Regions from separate parts of the Homo sapiens genome. Here region 1 is linked to region 2. Evidence: chromatin loops called from intact Hi-C (ENCODE). Cell type or tissue: heart left ventricle. All regions are shown on one strand. Links, peaks and the distances in the headings refer to the core of each region. The heading gives the core; the rest is flanking DNA. Region 1 overlaps GNAI2 (G protein subunit alpha i2). Region 2 holds the start of HYAL1 (hyaluronidase 1).

Evidence for each region. A loop is a pair of places that touch in the nucleus more often than their neighbours do. Peaks named below come from ENCODE experiments on the same cell type or tissue, not always from the same donor. Only the 100,000 strongest peaks of a DNase experiment are listed, where the experiment ranks them.
Region 1: a loop joins it to region 2, with 2.4 times the contacts of the local background. A loop is called at or near these places in 14 of 110 quality-filtered maps.

The regions. Positions count from the first base shown.
Region 1 is chr3:50,253,437-50,256,337 of GRCh38, reverse strand. It overlaps GNAI2 (G protein subunit alpha i2), which reads right to left. Exons shown (of 9, transcript NM_002070.4): 5 at 18-146. Among named protein-coding and RNA genes, the nearest start is that of LINC03143, 5.3 kb to the left of the region's middle. In heart left ventricle, for the core only: no CTCF peak of the experiment used is centred there; a DNase peak (open chromatin) is centred at 1,297; H3K27ac peaks cover 2,500 bases.
Region 2 is chr3:50,301,551-50,304,451 of GRCh38, reverse strand. HYAL1 (hyaluronidase 1) reads left to right here and starts at 878. Exons shown (of 4, transcript NM_033159.4): 1 at 878-986; 2 at 1,472-2,395. The coding sequence starts at 1,496. RefSeq lists enhancers at 473-642, 460-1,394. In heart left ventricle, for the core only: a CTCF peak has its summit at 1,304 (motif pointing left); DNase peaks (open chromatin) are centred at 811, 1,231, 1,821 and 2,281; H3K4me3 peaks cover 2,078 bases; H3K27ac peaks cover 2,267 bases.

The sequences.
Region 1 (2,901 bases), core at 15-2,514, 48 kb after region 2:
TCCACATGCTCGCTCACTTGAAGTGTAGGTCCTTGAAGGTGAAGTGTGTCTCCACGATCCCCGTGGTCTTTACGCGGGTCCGTAGCACATCTTGCTGTGTGGGGATGTAGTCACTCTGTGCAATACGCTCCAGGTCGTTCAGGTAGCTGGGGATGGGGGGTGGGAGGGTCAGTGGGGGCCAGCATGGGGCTTCCTTAGCTGGACCCTGGGCCAGCTGCAAGAGGCCCCTTCCCTCCCATGCCATTTCTCAAGCACAGCCCTTGCTTTTTTTTTTTTTTTTTTTTTTTTTTTTTGAGACAGAGTGTTACTCTGTTGCCAGGCTGGAGTGCAGTGGCATGATCTTGGCTCACTGCAACCTCTGCCTGCCAGGTTCAAGCGATTCTCCTGCCTCAGCCTCCTGAGTAGCTGGGACTACAGGCGCCTGCCGCCCAGCTAATTTTTGTATTTTTAGTAGAGACGGGGTTTCACCATGTTGGCCAGGATGGTCTTGACCTCTCAACCTCAGGTGATCCGCCCACCTCGGCCTCCCAGAGTGCTGGGATTACAGGCGTGAGCCACTGCGCCTGGCCTAGGCACAGCCCTTGTTTCTTTAACCCCTGCCTGCATTACCTCATTGCTCAAATGAAGAAACCTGAACTCAGAGCCCCCGGCCTCCCACCTGTAGAATGGGAATGGGAGGAGGTGCAGCTCTGTGGACAGCTAGCCAGCCAAGCTCCAGCACCCAGGGTCTGAGCCAGACCTGCCTCGGACAGGATCCAGGATGTTGGAGCTATAGGCAAAGAGGGTGGGAGGAGGCAAATTAGTCCTTCGGTGAAGGATTCAGGATGCTAATGGGCGCAATTACGGCATTAGCCGCAGAGCAGCCGGGTGCGGTCCCTCGATGTGGTGCTGGACAGGTTGGGGCCTGCCAGGTCCAGTGGGCTCTTTGCCCAGCGCCCAATGAAATCTGGGTTCCTCAGGGGGAGGGCACAGACACCTGCTTGGCAGGGGTCCCAGGGGCTCCTCATTACCAGTTCCCTTAATTAGTATCAAGGCTACCCCTGCAGGGCCTGCCTCTGCTGCCTGCCTCAATATCCCTGCCATGCCCTGGAGGCTGGTCCCAGGCCTCCAGGCTGCTGCCCAGAGCTGACTTTTCATTCCTGGGGCAAGGCTGCTGGGGCTGGCCCTTGGCTCCCACCAGCACCCAGGCCAAACCAGGCCAGAGGGAAATGATCTCAGAGTAGCAGGGACAAAACAGAAAAACAGGAAGGGCCATGGGGAAGGATGACGCATGTGCTGTGACCCGCATACCATGCCCCGCCCCCTACTGCCAGAGTCCTCAATGTGGAGGTACCATGGTGCATTCCACACCAGCCTCTCCCTTTTCCCCAACAGGTGGGTTCGCCCCAGGGACCCCCTGACTCGCTGCACACTTGGAGGGTTGCTGCGAAGAGGGGCTGAAGGAGCCCTGCTTCCTGTGGTGTTCCAATCCGCAACCCATTCCCAGGGGGAGCTATCAAGGCTTAAACCTGACTGGGAGAACAGGGCCTGTATTCACTCCCAAAACTGTGCTGGGCACACAGTGGGTGCCTAATGTCTGGAGAATAGAGAAAGAGGATGATGGAGAAGCAGGAGGTGGCCTGGAGGTGGCTCTATTCCTGCTTCCTTTGAGTATCATGGGCACCAAGGTCCCTGCTGCTCTGACCCCAAGCTCGCTGGTGGCTGGGCCAGAGATCTCAGGGAGGGGCAGTGGTGAGGCCTGGGGGCCCCCACAGCATTTGGCTGTGACTCCACAGCTCCTGTAGGGGGTACATATTCACAAGAGCATTCAGGCCATGTAAGAAGGGTAGGAGGAGGCTGTTCATGTGGCTTGGACAGGGCTCAGGAATCACAGCCAGGCAAGACCCTCCTCCTCCTCCCACCCACCCTTGCTGAAATCCACCCTATGGGTAGGCTCAGGATTGGATGAACAATAGGAGCAAAAGGGTGTTCCAGTCAGAGGGGACTGGCTTAAGCAGAGATAGGGGAAGGCTAGAGTACAGGGACAGCAGCCTATCTGGTGACACCATCCAAAGCCTGTGGATGTCCCCTGCAGCCATCCTCAATGGCTATTAGCCTGTCTATCCTGTTCCCCGTGGGGTCCTCAGCACCCTGCACCAGTCCAAGTACATGACAGATACCACAGGGAAGGAGTTCAGAACTGTGGAAAGGGTGCAGGCTTGTCATGCCTCTGGGATTCCTGGGACCCCTTGTAATTCCTCAGCCTAGGGCCAGCGAGGGTCACAGCTGAGGTCCAGGGGCTCTGACCTACACACACACCTGTCACCTCCCAGATAACTTCCTCCCCTGTGGCCCCCTCCAGCCAGCCTCCACAGCCTATGTTCAAGCACAGCCAGCTCCCCACCACCCCGAGATGCTGCACATGCTATGCCCCTGCCTGGAATCCCCTCATCCACTCCTCCCCTGGCTGACTCTCCTTCAGAGCTCAGCAATCCTGTCTCTGGGCCAACTCCACCTCTACCTTTTCACTAACACCCTAAATTGTCACTGCATGGGGACTTTGCTCCACTCATCACTGTGTCCTTGAAGCCTGGCACAGAACAGGTGGCAGCAAATGTTCTGAGTCTTGCTCTGTCACCCAAGCTAGAGTGCAGTGGCGCAATCTCCGCTCACTGCAAGCTCCACCTCCCAGGTTCACGCCATTCTCCTGCCTCAGCCTCCTGAGTAGCTGGGACTACAGGCGCCCTCCACCACGCCCGGCTAATTTTTTGTATTTTTAGTAGAGACGGGGTTTCACCGTGTTAGCCAGGATGGTCTCGATCTCCTGATCTCACGACCCGCCTGTCTCAGCCTCCCAAAGTGCTGGGATTACAGGCGTGAGCCACCACGCCCGGCCGCAAATGTTCTTTAGAAGACTGTCAA
Region 2 (2,901 bases), core at 82-2,581:
TTTTTAATTTTTTTGTAGAGATGGGGTCTTGCTACATTGCCTAGGCTGGTCTCGAACTCCTGGGCTCAAGCAATTCTCCCACCTCAGCCTCCCAAAGTGCTAAGACTATAGCCATATATATATATATATATATATATATATATATATATATATATTTTTTTTTTTTTTTTTTTTTTTGAGATGGAGTCGCTCTCTGTCACCCAGGCTGGAGTATAGTAGCACAGTGGAGCAGTCTTGGCTCACTGCAACCTCTGCCTCCCGGGTTCAAGGGATTGTCCTGCCTCAGCCTCCCGAGTAGCTGGGATTACAGGCGCCTGCCACCACGCCCGGCTAATTTTTTGTATTTTTAGTAGAGAAGGGGTTTCACCATGTTAGCCGGGATGGTCTCGATCTCCTGACCTCGTGATCTGCCACCTCGGCTTCCCAAAGTGCTAGGATTATAGGCGTGAGCCTCCGCACCTGGCATGCCTGGCCATATTTTAAAATATTTTTTTTAAGGAGGAAAAGATCCACGAAAGTAAAGTGCCTAGGGCCCATCAATGTCAGATGCAGCCACGTGGACAAAGAACACTCCCTGAGCACAAGACACGAAAGAACCCGGTCTCCAGTGTCACAAACAGGCCTGCCCAGCAGGGTCTGCCCCTGCCCACCTCCTCCAGCCTAGGTAAGGCCACAAAGCCCTGCCCTAGTGCTGACAGCGTGGGAGGGGCCACTGTTGGCCCAGCCCCACCCCCAACCAAGATCCCTTTGCCAGGGATTCAGAGGTAGCCCTGATGCCTGGCTGGCCTGGCCTCCTAATCCAAGGCCCGCCCCTTGGCCCGCCCCTGGCCTGGGTGGGGTGACCCCCTACAAAAGCTCAGAATTTCCAGCAGCGGCTCCTTCCTCCAGGAGTCTCTGGTGCAGCTGGGGTGGAATCTGGCCAGGCCCTGCTTAGGCCCCCATCCTGGGGTCAGGAAATTTGGAGGATAAGGCCCTTCAGCCCCAAGGTCAGCAGGGACGAGCGGGCAGACTGGCGGGTGTACAGGAGGGCTGGGTTGACCTGTCCTTGGTCACTGAGGCCATTGGATCTTCCTCCAGTGGCTGCCAGGATTTCTGGTGGAAGAGACAGGAAGGCCTCCCCCCCTTGGTCGGGTCAGCCTGGGGGCTGAGGGCCTGGCTGTCAGCCACTCTTCCCAGAACATATGTCATGGCCTCAGTGGCTCATGGGGAAGCAGGGGTGGGCGAGCTTAGGCTAGAGCAAGTCCTGTGGGAGATGGCAGAGGCCTGGTCTGAGAGGCAACTCGGATGTGCCCTCCAGTGGCCATGCTCCCCTCCATGCGTCTCCCCTGCCCTCCTGGAGCCCTGCAGGTCAATGTTTAACAGAAACCAGAGCAGCGGTGGATTAATGCGCAAGGGCTCAGCCCCCCAGCCCTGAGCAGTGGGGGAATCGGAGACTTTGCAACCTGTTCTCAGCTCTGCCTCCCCTGGCCAGGTTGTCCTCGACCAGTCCCGTGCCATGGCAGCCCACCTGCTTCCCATCTGCGCCCTCTTCCTGACCTTACTCGATATGGCCCAAGGCTTTAGGGGCCCCTTGCTACCCAACCGGCCCTTCACCACCGTCTGGAATGCAAACACCCAGTGGTGCCTGGAGAGGCACGGTGTGGACGTGGATGTCAGTGTCTTCGATGTGGTAGCCAACCCAGGGCAGACCTTCCGCGGCCCTGACATGACAATTTTCTATAGCTCCCAGCTGGGCACCTACCCCTACTACACGCCCACTGGGGAGCCTGTGTTTGGTGGTCTGCCCCAGAATGCCAGCCTGATTGCCCACCTGGCCCGCACATTCCAGGACATCCTGGCTGCCATACCTGCTCCTGACTTCTCAGGGCTGGCAGTCATCGACTGGGAGGCATGGCGCCCACGCTGGGCCTTCAACTGGGACACCAAGGACATTTACCGGCAGCGCTCACGGGCACTGGTACAGGCACAGCACCCTGATTGGCCAGCTCCTCAGGTGGAGGCAGTAGCCCAGGACCAGTTCCAGGGAGCTGCACGGGCCTGGATGGCAGGCACCCTCCAGCTGGGGCGGGCACTGCGTCCTCGCGGCCTCTGGGGCTTCTATGGCTTCCCTGACTGCTACAACTATGACTTTCTAAGCCCCAACTACACCGGCCAGTGCCCATCAGGCATCCGTGCCCAAAATGACCAGCTAGGGTGGCTGTGGGGCCAGAGCCGTGCCCTCTATCCCAGCATCTACATGCCCGCAGTGCTGGAGGGCACAGGGAAGTCACAGATGTATGTGCAACACCGTGTGGCCGAGGCATTCCGTGTGGCTGTGGCTGCTGGTGACCCCAATCTGCCGGTGCTGCCCTATGTCCAGATCTTCTATGACACGACAAACCACTTTCTGCCCCTGGTGAGTCTTCTGTAACCTGCCCACCTTGTCAACCTGCCTTGTCAGATATTAGGTCCAGCCTTGGGGTACTTTAGCTTTGGGACATTTTCTTCGTTTTTTTTTTTTTGAGACAGAGTCTCACTCTGTCACCCAGGCTGGAGTGCAGTGGCACGATCTTGGCTCACTGCAAGCTCTGCCTCCCGGGTTCATGCCATTCTCCTGCCTCAGCCTCCGAGTAGCTGGGATACAGGCGCCCGCCACCACACCCAGCTAATTTTTTGTATTTTTTAGTAGAGTCAGGGTTTCACTGTGTTAGCCAGGATGGTCTCAATCTCCTGACCTCGTGATCCATCCGCCTCGGCCTCCCAAAGTGCTGGGATTACAGGCGTGAGCCACCGCGCCCGGCCCCCAACCTTGGGACATTTTCATCCATTCATTCATCCTTTTTTTTTTTTTTTTTTTGAGACGGAGTCTTGCTCTGTCACCCAGGCTGGAGTGCAGGGGCAAGATCTCAGCTCCTGCACCCT